3 separate regions of the Homo sapiens genome follow, and regions 1 and 2 are each linked to region 3. Evidence: read pairs that join two places in POLR2A ChIA-PET (ENCODE). Cell type or tissue: A673. All regions are shown on one strand.

Region 1 (5,000 bases), 74 kb before region 3:
CGTGGTGGCGGGCACCCGTAGTCCCAGCTACTTGGGAGGCTGAGGCAAGAGAAGAGTGTGAACCCAGGAGGCGGAGCTTGCCGTGAGCCGAGATCGCACCACTGCACTCCAGCCTGGGTGACACAGCGAGACTCCATCTCAAAAAAAAAAAAAAGAAAAGAAAAGAAAACCCCTAATAAACTGTCAGCACAAAAGAAAAATCAATCACTCAATCAGCCAATCAGTCTGTTCAGACTGAGAGAGAGTTAAGGCCCATTAACTTGAGTAGCCTCTCAGTCCTATTCCCAATCTCCACTCTGGGAGGTCACTGACTCTATTAAAAACACACATACAGAAGGCTCTGGGGGTGGGAATGATAACCAGTTTTAAATAGTTGGTTTCATTTAACTTTTATCTTCCTTTCTCCCCATAGGCCTTAAAGATAAGGACCTATGCGTATAAGCTCTTGTAGAGAACATCCATTCTCATCTCTGTTTAATAAAGTAACAAGTCTATCAGTGTTTTAACACAGCCTATAGAGGCACATACACATTAAAAAGCAGAGGCTGGGCACAGTGGCTCATGCCACTTTAAGAGGCCAAGGCAGGAGGCTCACTTAACCCAGGAGTTTGAGACTGGCCTAGACAACAGAGGGAAACCCCATCTCTACAAAAAACTAAAAAATTAGCCAGGCATGGTGGTGTATGCCTGCAGTCCCAGCTACTTGGGAGGCTGAGGTGGGAGGATCACTTGAGCCTAACAGGTCAAAGCTGCAGTGAGCAGTTGAGCAGTGACTGTGCCACTACACTCCAGCCTGGGCAACAGAGTGAGACCCTGTGTAAAAAAAAAAAAAAAAAAAAACAACAAAAAACAGATGTCTACGGCAAGGACTAAAAAGAATTCATCTCCTTCCAGCTGATCATGGGCTTACTGTGTGATCTAGGGAAGTTCTTTTTTCCTAAGGCATTGTTCCCCTCACCTATTAGAAGAGACTACTCACAGCAATATAGTGAATCACAAACTTCTTGAGTAGAAACCATGCCTTTTTCATCCCTGTTTCTTTAGCACAAAATCTGGCACTTAGTAAATCACTTCATGGATGTTTATTAATGAATGAAAACTTCAAATAACTGTTAGGAATATACTAAAATAAAATGCTATTTTATTTATAAATAGAGCAGTGACCAAAATAAAACTGGATAGTCCATAGAAATAGGCAGACTGGTACTAAACGAGAGCTGTAATTGTCCTGACATTGCCACAAAGGTATTACTTTGCCTGTGTTAAACCTGGGGGTTAATACTACATAGGATTCAAAGCCCTTACGTGACTGGGCACGGAGCCTAACTCATCAATGATTCAGGAGAGGGTTCTAAAAGCCCCAGATTGTGAGTCAAATGACTCTGAACAAAGCCTTAAGAAATGTTTTCCTTAAAGCCAAATATAAGAAGATTACCTCTTCCTTATTTAACCTTTACCTCTTTAGCGTCTCTTAACTTTCATTCTTTTCTTGCCTGCTTCCCTCCCCCATTAAAGAAATGGTTTTCTTTTGTTAATAAACAAAGCTTACAAAGATGGTGCTTGTGGCAGAGTTGGTCTCAATTTCACTATCAGACAAAGTGCCCCGAGAGCTTGCCAGGTGAACACTGCCCTCGCCACCTGGTCCATCACCTGCATTGCTGCTCAAGTCACTGTCAGCTCCAAGGGTCTCTCCAGAGCTATTACTCACCTGGAAAGGAAAAAAGGTAGTAAGAGACAGTCCCCAGGGATGGGCCCCAGAAATACCAAGCTGTTAGAGCTCCCTGCCACCATAAAAAAGTATTAAATTTCAAAAGTGTGTCAGATAGCCTCTGGAAGTACCTTCTTTATAAGATGAGAAGCTCTGGGTGAAATCTCGTATACACACACCTATGATGGTAAACATCTCCACCATGAGAACCATGCTGACCTGAGACTCAGAGCAGCCTCCAAAGAGAAAGTAGCACCCTTTTCCAAAGGGGAAATCCACACCCCACCCACCAAGATGCCAGTGTGGTGTTCCCCTACCACGGTGCTAACTTCAGAATCCTGACTTGAGCTGCGGATCATAACAGCTGGACTCACGCCGATGACAGAGTCTTGATCAGTCCTCTGAAACAAGACACAGGAACATTAGGGGAGGTGTCCAATCTCCTCTCAGTTTCCCACAGAAATACTGTACCTTTTTCTTTCTCCTCATCCCCACCCTTCTGTTATCATCCTTAGAGAAGTCACGAGCAACTTTTGTTTCCAGAATATAAAATATGTACAACTTATGTAATAAAAAAAAGAAATAGGCCGGGCACAGTGGCTCACGCCTGTAGTCCTAGCACTTTGGGAGGCTGAGGTGGGAGGATCATTTCAGCCCAGGAGTTGGAGACCAGGCTGGGCAACATGGCGAAACCCCATCTCTACAAAAAATACACAAACTTAGCCAGGCATGGTGGTGGGTGCCTGCGGTCCCAGATGCTCAGGACGCTGAGGTGGGAGCATCACTTGAGCCCAGGAGTTTGAGGCTGCAGTGAGCAGAGAGCACACCACTGCTCTCCAGCTGCAGCGACAGAATGAGACCCTGTCTCAAAAAAAAAAACAAAAAAACAAAAAACAATGCGTTAAAGAAGTACATGCTCACTGTAGAAAATACATGAAAGAATAAGGAAATAAGAACAAGCTGTAAATCTACCTCCCACGTTAACCACTGTTTTTAGTATATTTCCTTTCAGTTTTTTCTCAATACATTTTAAAAATAAAATTGGAGTCACACTATAGGTAGCTTTGTTAAACAGTTTCCCATGTCACTAAATTTTTGAAAACACAATCTTTAATGGATACTAATATTGCATTACATGGATCTATTATACTTATTTAATAATTCCCTTATCATTAGTTATTTATATTGTTTTGAGGTTGTTCATTTTTTTTTTTTTTTTTTTTTTTTGAGACGGAGTCTCACTCTGCGGCACAGGCTGGAGTGCAGTGGCGCAATCTCAGCTCGCTGCAACCTCTGCCTCCCGGGTTCCAGTGATTCTCCTGCCTCAGCCTCCTAAGTAGCTGGGATTACAGGTGCCCGCCACCACACCCAGCTAACTTTTGTATTTTTAGTAGAGACGGGGTTTCACTACGTTGGCCAGGCTGGTCTCCAACTCCAACTCCTGACCTCAAGTGACCCACCTGCCTCGGCCTCCCAAAGTCCTGTGATTACAGGCATGAACCACCGCACCTGGCTATTTTATTTTTATTTTTATTTTTTTTTTTTTTTGAGATGGAGTTTCACCTTTGTTGCCCAGGCTGGAGTGCAACAGCACAATCTCGGCTCACCACAACCTCCGCCCACCGGTTAAAGCATTTCTCCTGCCTCAGCCTCCCGAGTAGCTGGGATTACAGGCATGCGCCACCATGCCTGGCTAATTTTGTATTTTTCATAGGGGCGGGGTTTCACCATGTTGGTCAGGCTGGTCTCGAACTCCCGACCTCAGGTGACCCACCCGCCTCGGCCTCCCAAAGTGCTGGGATTACAAGCATGAGCCACTGTGCCCGGCTGTCTGACTGTTCTATTTTAACTTAAAGAAGTATTCTGAGACAGCATATTTAATACTTGCAAATTTCAACAAGGTTGTCACAAACCTGGGAACTAGACGTCAGGCTCACACCACTGTCTGCGCTGATCTGGGACTTTTTCTCCTCTGTCTCACCAAGGTCAAAGACAGGTTTGATTACTTCAGGCCCTGAGTAGGGGAAGACTTCTGTTACTCCGTGCACAAAGGCTAGGGGCAGGCTGGTAAAGGGGGTGGGACGGCAGCACAGGCTGTTCCCAGACCCGTTCAGCCCATCCTAGTCACCTTTCCAAGGACTACCCCCCACTCAGGACCCACTGGAAAAAGAGGACCCCAGATGCCTTAAGAACCAAGTAGGACAAATCAGACCTGGTCTCAATGGGTTCTCCAGCCATCTTCTCAACCTGAGAAAATTCTGAGCAAATCATCTTAAAACAGAGAAGCTCCACAAGGCTGGGCATGGTGGCTCACGACTGTAATCCCAGCACTTTGGGAGGCTGAGGCAGGTAGATCACCTGAAGTCAGGAGTTTGAGACCAGCCTGGCCAACATGATGAAACCCTGTCTCTACCAAAAAATACAAAAATTAGCCGGGCGTGGTGATGCACACCTGTAATCTCAGCTACTCGGGAGGTTGAGGCACGACAATTGCTTGAGCCCTGGAGGCAGAGGTTGCAGTGAGGCAAGATCGTACCACTGCACTCCAGCCTGAGCAGCAGAGCAAGACTCCATCTCAAAAAAAAAAAAAAAGAAAAGCTCCACGAACAAATGTCTAAACCACATTCCATGGCACTCAAGAGTCTGAGCTTCACTGGTACCTGAAACCATTTAATGGTCCCCAGGTCCCTTAATGCTTCCCAAACAAATGTGTCTAAAGGAGGTAGAAAAGGTTGGGCCCGATGAGATAAGAAACACCAGCTGTTTTGGTGGGCACTGCCTACCTCCATCCTACAACTTCTATGTTTGAGATGAAAACCACCCCCCTTGTCCCCCACCCACCCACAATGGTATGGCAGAAAGACAGAATGACAGAAAGCAAGAAAGCGTGCCTAGGCAAGCCACCAGAGAGTGGGGCAGCTACAGACTCAACATGGAGGGACAGCAACCATCTCTGCCAACTGTGCCCACAGGCCTTCTAACAGGTGTGGGAGATATCAGCCAATGGGGGGCACTAAAATAGGCAAACATTCTCCCCACCAACTCTGAAGCAACAGAGAACCAAGTTCTGGGGAGTTGTATTCAGTAGACACCTGGTTATAGCCTGATTGACACGAGGGGAGGGGGAAAGAAGCGGCCTACACACACCTAGGAGTCACATGCTACCTACCTGCTGCCATTCCAAACACGCTCTAAGAGCAAATTTGGGGTGGGGCTGACAAAGGGAGCCTGCCCCAACTGGGCCTGGGGAGTTGGCAGGTATGGAGGACTTGGGAACAGGAAAGGGCATTTG
Region 2 (5,000 bases), 310 kb after region 3:
TTTATTTATTTTTTTTTTTTGAGACAGGTTCTCACTCTATTGCCAAGGCTGGAGTGCAGTGGCATGATCATAGCTCACTGTAGCCTCGAACTCATGGGCTCAGGAGAAGAGAGAGACTTTAAAAGGTTTCCAGAAAAATGTGGTTTGTTGCTCCCTGAACAGCCATAAACAAATGTGGTTTGTTACTGTGTGGACCTTCTGATTTGAGATGTAGGGGGAAGGGAAAGCAATATTTTGAGCAGCCCTTCACAGAGCACAGCCATGTTTGAGCCCTGTTGGATTTGTGAAATCTGTTGACAGCTTCCAGGTAGGGCAGGTAGAATTTTGAGGATCTATACAAAGATAGCCTGGCATTGGCTACATTACTAGGTTGAGAGAGAGGACATATCCAGATGAAGATAATGGGATTAGTACAAATAACAAGAAAAACAATAACAGCTGTCTAGTATGAACCTCATACGTATTATTTCATTTAGACCTCCCAGCAACCCTATGAAATAGATACTGTTATTACTCCTGATTTACAAAAGTGGAAGCTAATCCATTTCTTAATTGCTCTGTACTTTAGTTTCTGGATTCTCTCTCCTGTCCTTGGCTCCTCAGAATTAGTTGGTGATAAATTAGGCAAAGATTTGCTGGGTGTGGTGGCTCGTGCCTGTAATCCCAGTGCTTTGGGAGGCCGAGACAGGTGGATCACTTGAGGCCAGGAGTTTGAGACCAGCCTGGTCAATGTGGAGAAACCCTGTCTCTACTCTAAAAATACAAAAATTAGCCGGGTGTGGCGGTACACACCTGTAGTCTCAGCTACCTGGGAGGCTGAGGCAGGAGAATCGCTTGAACCCGGGAGATGGAAGTTGCAGTAAGCTGAGATTGTGCCAGTGCACTGCAGTGTGGGTGACAGAACAAGACTCCACCTCAAAAAAAAAAAGGGGGCAAGGATAAAGGATACCATGTGCCTCAAGCTCTTTCAGAGAAAGGCAATAAAGCAAGACTCTGCAGTTATTCATGCCACCAACTTAACCCATGGTGGTGGTACTGCTGCCTGGTACACAGTAGGGTTTTCAAACATCTCAAGTCCTAAAATAGCAGGTCTTAATCATGGAGTGGTTGGATGTGACAGTTCTGGGGTAAGCCAAATCTTTAATAGTAATAACAAGAGCTATTATTTATTGAGCACTTAGTATGTGCCAGGCAGTAATGCTAAGTCCTTCTTATGAATTAACTAATTTATTTCTCATAACATTCCTGTAAGTTAGGGGATTTTATTATCCCAATTTTCCTGATGAGAAAATTATATATAAAGAGGTTAAATAGCTGCCCAGGGTCAGACAGCTAGGAACTTAGCAGAGTCAGGATTTTTATCCTGGGGAGTTTTGTTCCTCCGTGCTTAACATTATGTTCTTCTGCCTCATAACTTTGGAGGCTAACCATTAAGGACTTCTTTTCTGTATGTAACAGTAGCAAGAGAGGGCTGAACTTGCTTGGACCCGCAATCATGTGCCCGACATGTCCCTTTCGAAACGGGCCACTGAGGAGAAGACTTCACCTGGTAGATTTTCCAAACCAACCAAGTTAAGCTGGCCTCTAGGAATCGGGAATAAAAGGGACCATGGGACAGAAATAAGTAGAAACATGGCGTGTCAGTTTCACAGCCGGATAATACAGCTGGTGAAAGGAACTCTTGTAGGAGAAAGGAGTAAACAAAACCTGGGTAGGACAAAGAGGCTGCCTTGCAAACGAGAAGATTCCTGTTCTCTCCAGCACTGGTTAGGTAGGAAATAACTACTTTTATTTATGATATTCTGAGTCTCTTTTCCTTTGACTCCAGCTTTCACAAGATTCTAGAGGAGTGTTTCATTCATTCATTCATTCATTCAACGAACTTGTATTTATTGCTGCCAGTGGATAAAAGGAGAGAGGCATATGCTAATATGCTTTAGCATATTATAAACGAATGGTGATTCCTCCTTTTTTTTTTTTTTTTTTTTTTTTTTTTTGAGACGGAGTCTCGCTCTGTCGCCCAGGCCGGACTGCGGACTGCAGTGGCGCAATCTCGGCTCACTGCAAGCTCCGCTTCCCGGGTTCACGCCATTCTCCTGCCTCAGCCTCCCGAGTAGCTGGGACTACAGGCGCCCGCTACCGCGCCCGGCTACTTTTTGTATTTTTAGTAGAGACGGGGTTTCACCTTGTTAGCCAGGATGGTCTCGATCTCCTGACCTCATGATCCACCCGCCTCGGCCTCCCAAAGTGCTGGGATTACAGGCGTGAGCCACCGCGCCCGGCCGATTCCTCCTTTTCTCATTGTAATCCTAATAGCTTCCACACTGGGGTAGCCACCAGACTCCAGAACACTCACAGGGTACTCCTTAAGCCTTCTCATCTCTGGTTCAGCTTGAAAAAGCTGGTCTGTAGCTGTGAGTAGTCACGGTCTACCCATGTGCCTCCATGTGACAGATGTGGTCCACCTTCAGCTGTGCATTCTATGGAATGGTGGAGAGCAGTGCCGCTAGACACTTGAGTGTGCATCGGTGTCACCCGGAAAGCTTACTGAAAGTCCAGACTCTGAGATCACACTAAGAGAAGAATACTAGTTTAAGTGTCAGAATGGGGCTGCCATCCTGGCTCTCCTACTTACCTTGTGACCTTGGCCAAAGCGGGTGCCCTTACCTGTTGGATGGGCCCTGCAGTCATTGCTCAGGATTATTGTAATGATTCAATGAGAATGCAAGTGCATATGCAAAAGTAGCTCACAAACTAAAGAGAAATTGCAAAGTATAATTATTTGTTATGGGAAGCCCTGTTCCCTGGACCAACAACACTCGAGTGCTGATTCAAAAGTGCTGGGACGCCAGACTTTCCCCACTTCATTACTTTACCTTCCGGCGAGGGAAATGAATCTTTCTTTACCTTAGCAGTAACCAGAAAGAGGTCACTGTTTGAGACCCATAAACTCACTGCATATTTGCTATTGGAGAACACATAAAAGAGAGGGACCCAGAAGTTGTAAATTCCCCCTTTTGACCTTGGGGTTTTGGAGATTCTCACAACAGTAATACCATTTATTGGGAAGCAGTATAATCACCTGCCTGGGTGTGAATGCTGGCCTCAACCCTTAGTACTTGTGCAATCTATCTACAGACTTAACCTTTCTGTGGTTCATTGTCCCCAGCTGTAAAGTGGTGATAATATTAGGTTGGCGCAAAAGTAATTGCAATTTTTGTCATTAAAAGTAATGGCAAAAACCGCAATTGCTTTTGCATCAAACTAATAATAACAGTACCACCTCCTAGGGTTGTTGAGAGCCTTCAGTGATGTAGCATATGAAAAGCACTTAGAAAAGTACTCGGAGGGCACCTGGTAAGTATTTAATAAATGATGGGGCCAGGCGCAGTGGCTCACGCCTGTAATCCCAGCACTTTGGGAGGCCGAGGTGGGCGGATCATGAGGTCAGGAATTTAAGACCACCCTGGCCAACATGGTGAATCCCCGTCTCTACTAAAAATACAAAAATTGGCCAGGTGCAGTGATGGGTGCCTGTAATCCCAGCTACTCAGGAGGCTGAGGCAGGAGAATTGCTTCTCGGGAGGCGGAGGTTGCCGTAAGCTGAGATCGCGCCACTGCACTCCAGCCTGGGCAACACAGCAAGATTCCATCTCGGAAAAAAAAAAGATGGTTATATTATTATGAAGCTTTTGCTGTGTGTTAGCCCTGTGCTAAGCAGTTTATATGGGTTAATCTTTACAAAGCCCTTTGAGTTAGAACTGTTAATATTCCCATTTTATGGATGAGGAAACTGAGGCCTGGAGGGATTAACTAACTTGCTCAAAATTGCGGAATTTGTGGTAGAACCAAGATTTGAACCTTCATCTCTCTGACTTTAGAATCTATGTTGTCTACTACTAAGTTAGTGTGTCTTGTATACCAGATGGATGTTTCCCTTCTTTCCTTTATATCAGGGCTGTCCAGACTTTTGGCTTCCCTGGGCTACACTGGAAGAAGGATTGTCTTGGGCCACACATAAAATACATGAACATTAACAACAGCTGATGAGCTAAGAAAAAAGAAATCGCAAGTAATCTCATGTTTTAAGGAAGTTTACGAATTTGTGTTGGGCCACATTCAAAGCCATCCTGGGCCATGCAAGTCTCAGGTTGGACAAGCTTGCTTTATATGAAAGCCGTGAGAAAGTGGTAAGATGGCGGGAGTGGGAGAGATGAGATGTAAAAGGTAAGATTTTAGTTAACCTCTAGAGAAACATCCTATGAGCACATTAACATATATCCCAAAAGCTGGATGGCTTCATGATCAAAGATACCTTGCGGACAGACCTTTTCCATAGTGAATTGCATTAGGTGGAGGGGCTAGAGCCCAGGCCCCTGGAGGCTAAGGGAGCTTGCGATGTGGCTGGCAGCTTTCAAGGCCAGAGCATAGTGAAGTGTTCTAATTCAACACTTCTTAAAATGAAGGCTGCATTTTGCCACCCACAGTCATTTGTTTTCTTTCTTCACTCACCATTCTTTTCCTTAAAAAGGGTTAAAAGCTGCCTTTATGATCACAGCCAGGACTTGAGTGAAAAGGCAGAATTCCACCTCTGAGGACCCCAGAGGGACAGCAGTTGCCCAGAAGAGCTGGCTTTTTGGAGTATAATGTGTCTGTTTACTGTATGAATGCCCAAGTCAAGCGTTTGCCTGACCGGTGGCTGCCCGCCCTTCACTGCAGCGGACGCTGAGATGTTGATTTGACATGCAGGAAGTCGAGGCCCTTCAACTGCCTGCAACTAACTTGATGCCCACCGATGGAATGCTTTGTTCCTACAGTCTGCGCGGGGGAAATCGGGACTTCTGTTATCACTCAGCCAAAGGCGGGGGTGGGGCCCTAAAAAAACAAACGGAGCTTAAGGTTCTTCCCTACCAGTATGACTTTTCATTTGCACGCAGCCCCAGGACACTGCTCTACTTGCTCTATTCTGGTACTCTGATTCTTAATATCAAGGCCTTTTG
Region 3 (5,000 bases):
TTATTTTTGAGACACAGTCTTGCTCTGTCACCCAGAATGGAGTGCAGTGACACCATCTCGGCTCACTGCAACCTCTGCCTCCCAGGTTCAAGATTCTCATGCCTCAGCCTCCCGGGTAGCTGGGATTACTGGTGAGCGCCACCACACCCAGCTAATTTTTGTATTTTTAGTAGAGGCGGGGTTTCACCATGTTAGCCAGGCTGGTCTAAAACTCATGATCGCAAATGATCCACTTGCCTTGGCCCCCCAAAATGCTGGGATTACAGGCGTAAGCCACAGCGCCCAGCCTAGACATCATCTTTAAAGTACTGACAGGAGAAAACTGTGAACAAATATATTGTATGCAATAAAATACAATTTTAATTTACCAATTAAAAAATAAAAGTTAAATAATTTTAAAAACTGTGAACCTAGAATTCTATACTTAGCAAAAACATCCTCCCTCAAAATAAAGGCAAAATACTTTTCTAGATAAACAACAGTGGAAAGTATTTATCACCAATCTGCATTATAAGAAATATGAAAGGAATTTCTTCAGGCAGAAAGAAAATATTACCAAAAGGAAATCTGGATCACATGAAAGAATGAAAGCACTGGAAATGACAATATGTGGGCAAATAGAAAAACCTTTTCTCATTTAAAAAGTATCTTTAAAACATTCCTACTCTATAATCCAGCCATTCCACTGCTAAGTATTTACCCAAGAAAAATGAAAACATATATCCACACAAATACTTGTACGTGAATGTTCACAGTCGCTTTATATGTTGCATTCAAAAACTAGAAAAAAATTCAAATGTCCTTGAACAGGTAAATGAATAAACTGTATCATATCAGTACAATGTGGCTGGGTGCAGGGGCTCACGCCTATAATCCCGGCACTTTGGGAGGCTAAGGCAGGAGGATAGCTTGAGGCCAGGAGTTTGAAACCAGCCTGTGCAACACAGTGAGACCTCTGTCTCTATAACAAAATTTTAAAATTAGCCAGGTATGGTGGCCTGTGCATGTAGTGCCAGCTACTCAGGAGGCTGAGGTGGGAGAATCGCTTGAGCTGAGGAGGTTGAGGCTATGCTGAACCATGATCATCCCTGGGTGACACAGCAAGACCCTGTCTTAAAACAAAAAACAATGAACCATTATTCAGAAAGAAAAAAAAAACTACACATAAAAATGTAGATAAATTTCAAATAATTATACTGAAACAAGCTAGAACAAAAATAAAAGACCATATATTCTATGATTCTATTTATATATAGTTCTAGAAAATGTAAATTAATTTCTAAAAATAAAAAATAGATCAGCAGTTTACAGTGAATAAGATATTGGGTAGAGAGGGGTGGATTACAAAGGGGCATAGATAACTCATCTATCTATCACTCTCCAAATATTCAACAAAGGGTGGGGAAATGGGAGTTATTTTAATTGTGGTGATGGCTTCACAGTTGTACACATATGTCAAAACTCATGGAATTGTACAATTTATTCTTTTTTTCTTACTGCTTCTCTGGAGTAGGACTACCCCATAGGCTGAGAATAGCCAAATTGTACACTTGAAATAGCTGCAGTTTATGTCCACTATACCTCAATAAAGATATAATTTTAAAAACCCAGGCCGGGTGCAGTGGCTCGTGCCTGTAATCCCAGCATTTTGGGAGGCCGAGGCGGGCGGATCACTTGAGGTCAGGAGTTCGAGACCAGCCTGGCCAATATGGTGAAACCCTGTTTCTACCAAAAATATAAAATTCAGGCTGGGCACGGTGGCTCACACCTGTAATGCCAGCACTTTGGGAGGCCAAGGCAGGTGGATCACCTTAGGCCAGGAGTTCAAGACGAGCCTGGCCAACACGGTGAAACCCCGTCTCTACTAAAAATACAAAAATTAGCTGGGCATGGTGGTAGGCTCCTGTAATCCCAGCTACTCAGGAGGCTGAGGCAGGAGAATCATTTCAACTCAGGAGGCAGAGGTTGCAGTGGGCCGAGATCGTGCTACTGCACTCCAGCCTGGGCAATAGAGTGAAACTCTGTCTTAAAAAAACAAAACAAAACAAAAATTAGCTGGTGTGGTGGTGCATGCCTGTAATCCCAGCTACTCGGGAGGCTGAGGAAGGAGAATAGCTTGAACCCAGGAGGCGGAGGTTGCAGTGAGGTGAGATCGCACCACTGCACTCCAGCCTGAGCGACAGAGCAAGACTCAGACTTGGAAAAAAAAAAAAATAGTGTACACATGCACAGAGGGATGCTGAAAATGGGGATTTTGGATCATATTTAATTTATTTTTTACACTTTTCTCTGTATTTTATGATAAGAATACACTGTTTTGTTTTTTGAGAGATGGAGTCTCACTGTGTCGCCCAGGCTGGAGTGCAGTGGCACCATCTCAGCTCACTGCAACCTCCACCTCCCAGGTTCAAGTGATTCTCCTGCCTCAGATTCCTGAGTAGCTGGAACTACAGACGTGCACCACTACTCCCGGCTAATTTTTGTATTTTTAGTAGAGACAGGGTTTCACTATGTGTTGGTCAGGCTGGTCTCGGAACTCCTGACCTCAGGTGATCCACCCGCCTCGGCCTCCCAAAGTGCTGGGATTACAGGCGTGGGCCACTGCGCCTGGCCCCATACATTGTTTTTATAATAGGAATAAAATTAAGCTATCTTCATTGTGAAACTGTAATACATGTTCCCTTGCCAAGGGCCTGAAGAATGTAAAGGTCACAGCCAAGGTCAGATGACTAAAGAAGTGACAAAATGAGGCACTGTTGCTCCTCCAGTAACTGGTCTCAAATCAGCATTCTGCTGTCAGCATCTGGGAGTAAAACCAGACAGGTCTCTTCCAGACTGCCATACCCTTCCTCTGCTCCAACCTAGCTCCCTGCAAATGCAAGCCACAAAATTCAATGCCTAGACCAATCTTCATTACAGTGTAAAGAAAGTTTACACTGTAAAGAAGGTTACACGCATGTCATAAGGTGATGCAACAAAGAAAAAAAGCAATCTCAGTCTGGCACAAGTTCAAAGCACTTGTCATTATCCTGTTAGTCAGGAAGCTCTTCCCCTAGAATACCCTACACTGCTTCTTCCCATCTCCAGGCATAAGCTAAATTCCTCTATTCCCATGTCCTAGACTCCTGGAGAAAACAAGAAAACAAATTTCTTCCTGTCTGAGCTCTGGGTTCTGACTTCAACTTCAAGCTGCCTTATTAGCGGTCACCTGCCTCTTTAGCTGGGCAGGAAACCTACCCCACTCTGTCCGCGGCACTCCTCTGACTGCCTTTCTGGGGGCTTCTGGCACTTGTTCCTTGAACACCCATCTCACACTTTGAATTCCAGTCTCCCACACCTGTCTAACCTGGCCTTTTCTGGTGGTCTGCTCTCCAAATCCCTCCACTTAAGAGACCTCCTGCTGGCTGGGTGCAGTGGCTCACGCCTGTAATCCCAGCACTTTGGGAGGTCGAGGCGGGCGGATCACGAGGTCAGGAGATCGAGACCATCATGGCTAACACGGTGAAACCCCATCTCCACTAAAAAATATAAAAAAAGTAGCCGGGTGTGGTGGCGGGCACCAGTAGTCCCAGCTACTTCGGAGGCTGAGGCAGGAGAATCGCGTGAACCTGGGAGGCGGAGCTTGCAGTGAGCCGAGATTGCGCCACTGCACTCCAGCCTGGGCGGCGGAGTGAGACTCCATCTCAAAAAAATAAACAAATAAATAAATAAAGAGACCTCCTCCTGGGTTCCCCCTCATGTCTACCTTTAAACCAGAGCTAGAAAAATAGTGGACTGAAGCAGAATTCGGCTGAGACGTGTGTTTAGTTTCATTCAGTGCCAATATTAAGACGTTCTAGAGGCCCAGCACAGTGGCTCAGCCCTGTAATCCCGAGCAATTTGGGAAGACAAGACAGAAGGATTGCTTGAGGCCAGTAGTTTGAGACCAGCCTGGGCAATATAGAGAGACCACATCTCTAAAAATTAGCCAGGCATGGTGGTGCGTACCTGTAGTCCCTGATACATGGGAGGCTGAAGCCGGAGGATTCCTTGAGTCAGGAAGGTGGAGGCTGCAGTGAGCTATGGTTGTGTCACTGCACTCCAGCCTGGGTGACAGAATGAGACTCAAAAAATAAAAATAAAAAAAAATAATGAAGTTCTGGAGACTGCTTACACAATTTACCCAACGCCATTGAACTGTGCACTTTAAAATGGTTACGAAAGTAAATTTCATGTTATATGTATTTTATCATTATTTTTTAAAAAGTTGGCTGGGGGCGGTGGCTCACGCCTGTAATCCCAGCACTTTGGGAGGCCGAGGCAGGCAGATCACAAGGTCAGGAGATAGAGACCATCGTGGCTAACACGGTGAAACCCCATCTCTACTAAAAATACAAAAATTAGCCAGGCGTGGCAGCATGCACCTGCAGTCCCAGCTGCTGGGGAGGCTGAGGCAGGAGAATGGCATGAATCCGGGAGGCGGAGCTTGCAGTGAGCCAAGATTGCGCCACTGCACTCCAGCCTGGGTGACAGAGCGAGAGTCCGCCTCAAAAAAAAAACACTTTTAAATGGTTAAGGTGATACATTTTATGTTACGTGTATTTTACAATTTTTTTTAAAACTCAAGATATATGACATTTAAAAAATGAGGATTTGTGTCTTTGTTTGAGAAAAATCACATCTGATATCAAAAGACCTACATTTTTGCACAACAGTCATCTCTAGTTTACCCCTGACCCTACCACCATACATTCTTTTTTTTTTTTTTTCCACTCTGGCTTCTGGAGCCCTATAAGTTTGTGACTCCTGCTCTAAACCCAGTGTCACTTTTCACAGCACAGCCCTCCAATGTCAGCCACCAGCTGGGCTGGCTAAAGGTCCTAGAGGGGACGACACACTCACCCCTCAGCAATGGATGATAAACTCTAGCACAACAAAGACCATTCCCAAGAACTCTGTGCCAAACCTCACCCAGTCACACTATGTCTTTCCTTCTTTTCTCTCCATTTATCTAATACTGC

Evidence for each region. Peaks named below come from ENCODE experiments on the same cell type or tissue, not always from the same donor. Only the 100,000 strongest peaks of a DNase experiment are listed, where the experiment ranks them.
Region 1: POLR2A ChIA-PET joins it to region 3 with 5 read pairs; 11 of 35 experiments call an interaction of 5 or more read pairs at or near these places.
Region 2: POLR2A ChIA-PET joins it to region 3 with 16 read pairs; 9 of 35 experiments call an interaction of 5 or more read pairs at or near these places.

Annotation. Positions count from the first base shown.
Region 1 is chr11:47,292,605-47,297,604 of GRCh38, reverse strand. It overlaps MADD (MAP kinase activating death domain), which reads right to left. Exons shown (of 37, transcript NM_001376571.1): 22 at 3,622-3,722; 23 at 2,026-2,109; 24 at 1,550-1,708. Among named protein-coding and RNA genes, the nearest start is that of MADD-AS1, 23 kb to the right of the region's middle. In A673, no CTCF peak of the experiment used is centred here; no DNase peak of the experiment used is centred here.
Region 2 is chr11:46,906,609-46,911,608 of GRCh38, reverse strand. The region is part of intron 1 of LRP4 (LDL receptor related protein 4); the gene reads left to right. Among named protein-coding and RNA genes, the nearest start is that of LRP4, 9.4 kb to the left of the region's middle. RefSeq lists enhancers at 4,013-4,845, 4,846-5,000. In A673, no CTCF peak of the experiment used is centred here; no DNase peak of the experiment used is centred here.
Region 3 is chr11:47,218,491-47,223,490 of GRCh38, reverse strand. The region is part of intron 3 of DDB2 (damage specific DNA binding protein 2); the gene reads right to left. Among named protein-coding and RNA genes, the nearest start is that of DDB2, 6.0 kb to the right of the region's middle. In A673, no CTCF peak of the experiment used is centred here; a DNase peak (open chromatin) is centred at 3,000; H3K27ac peaks cover 1,047 bases.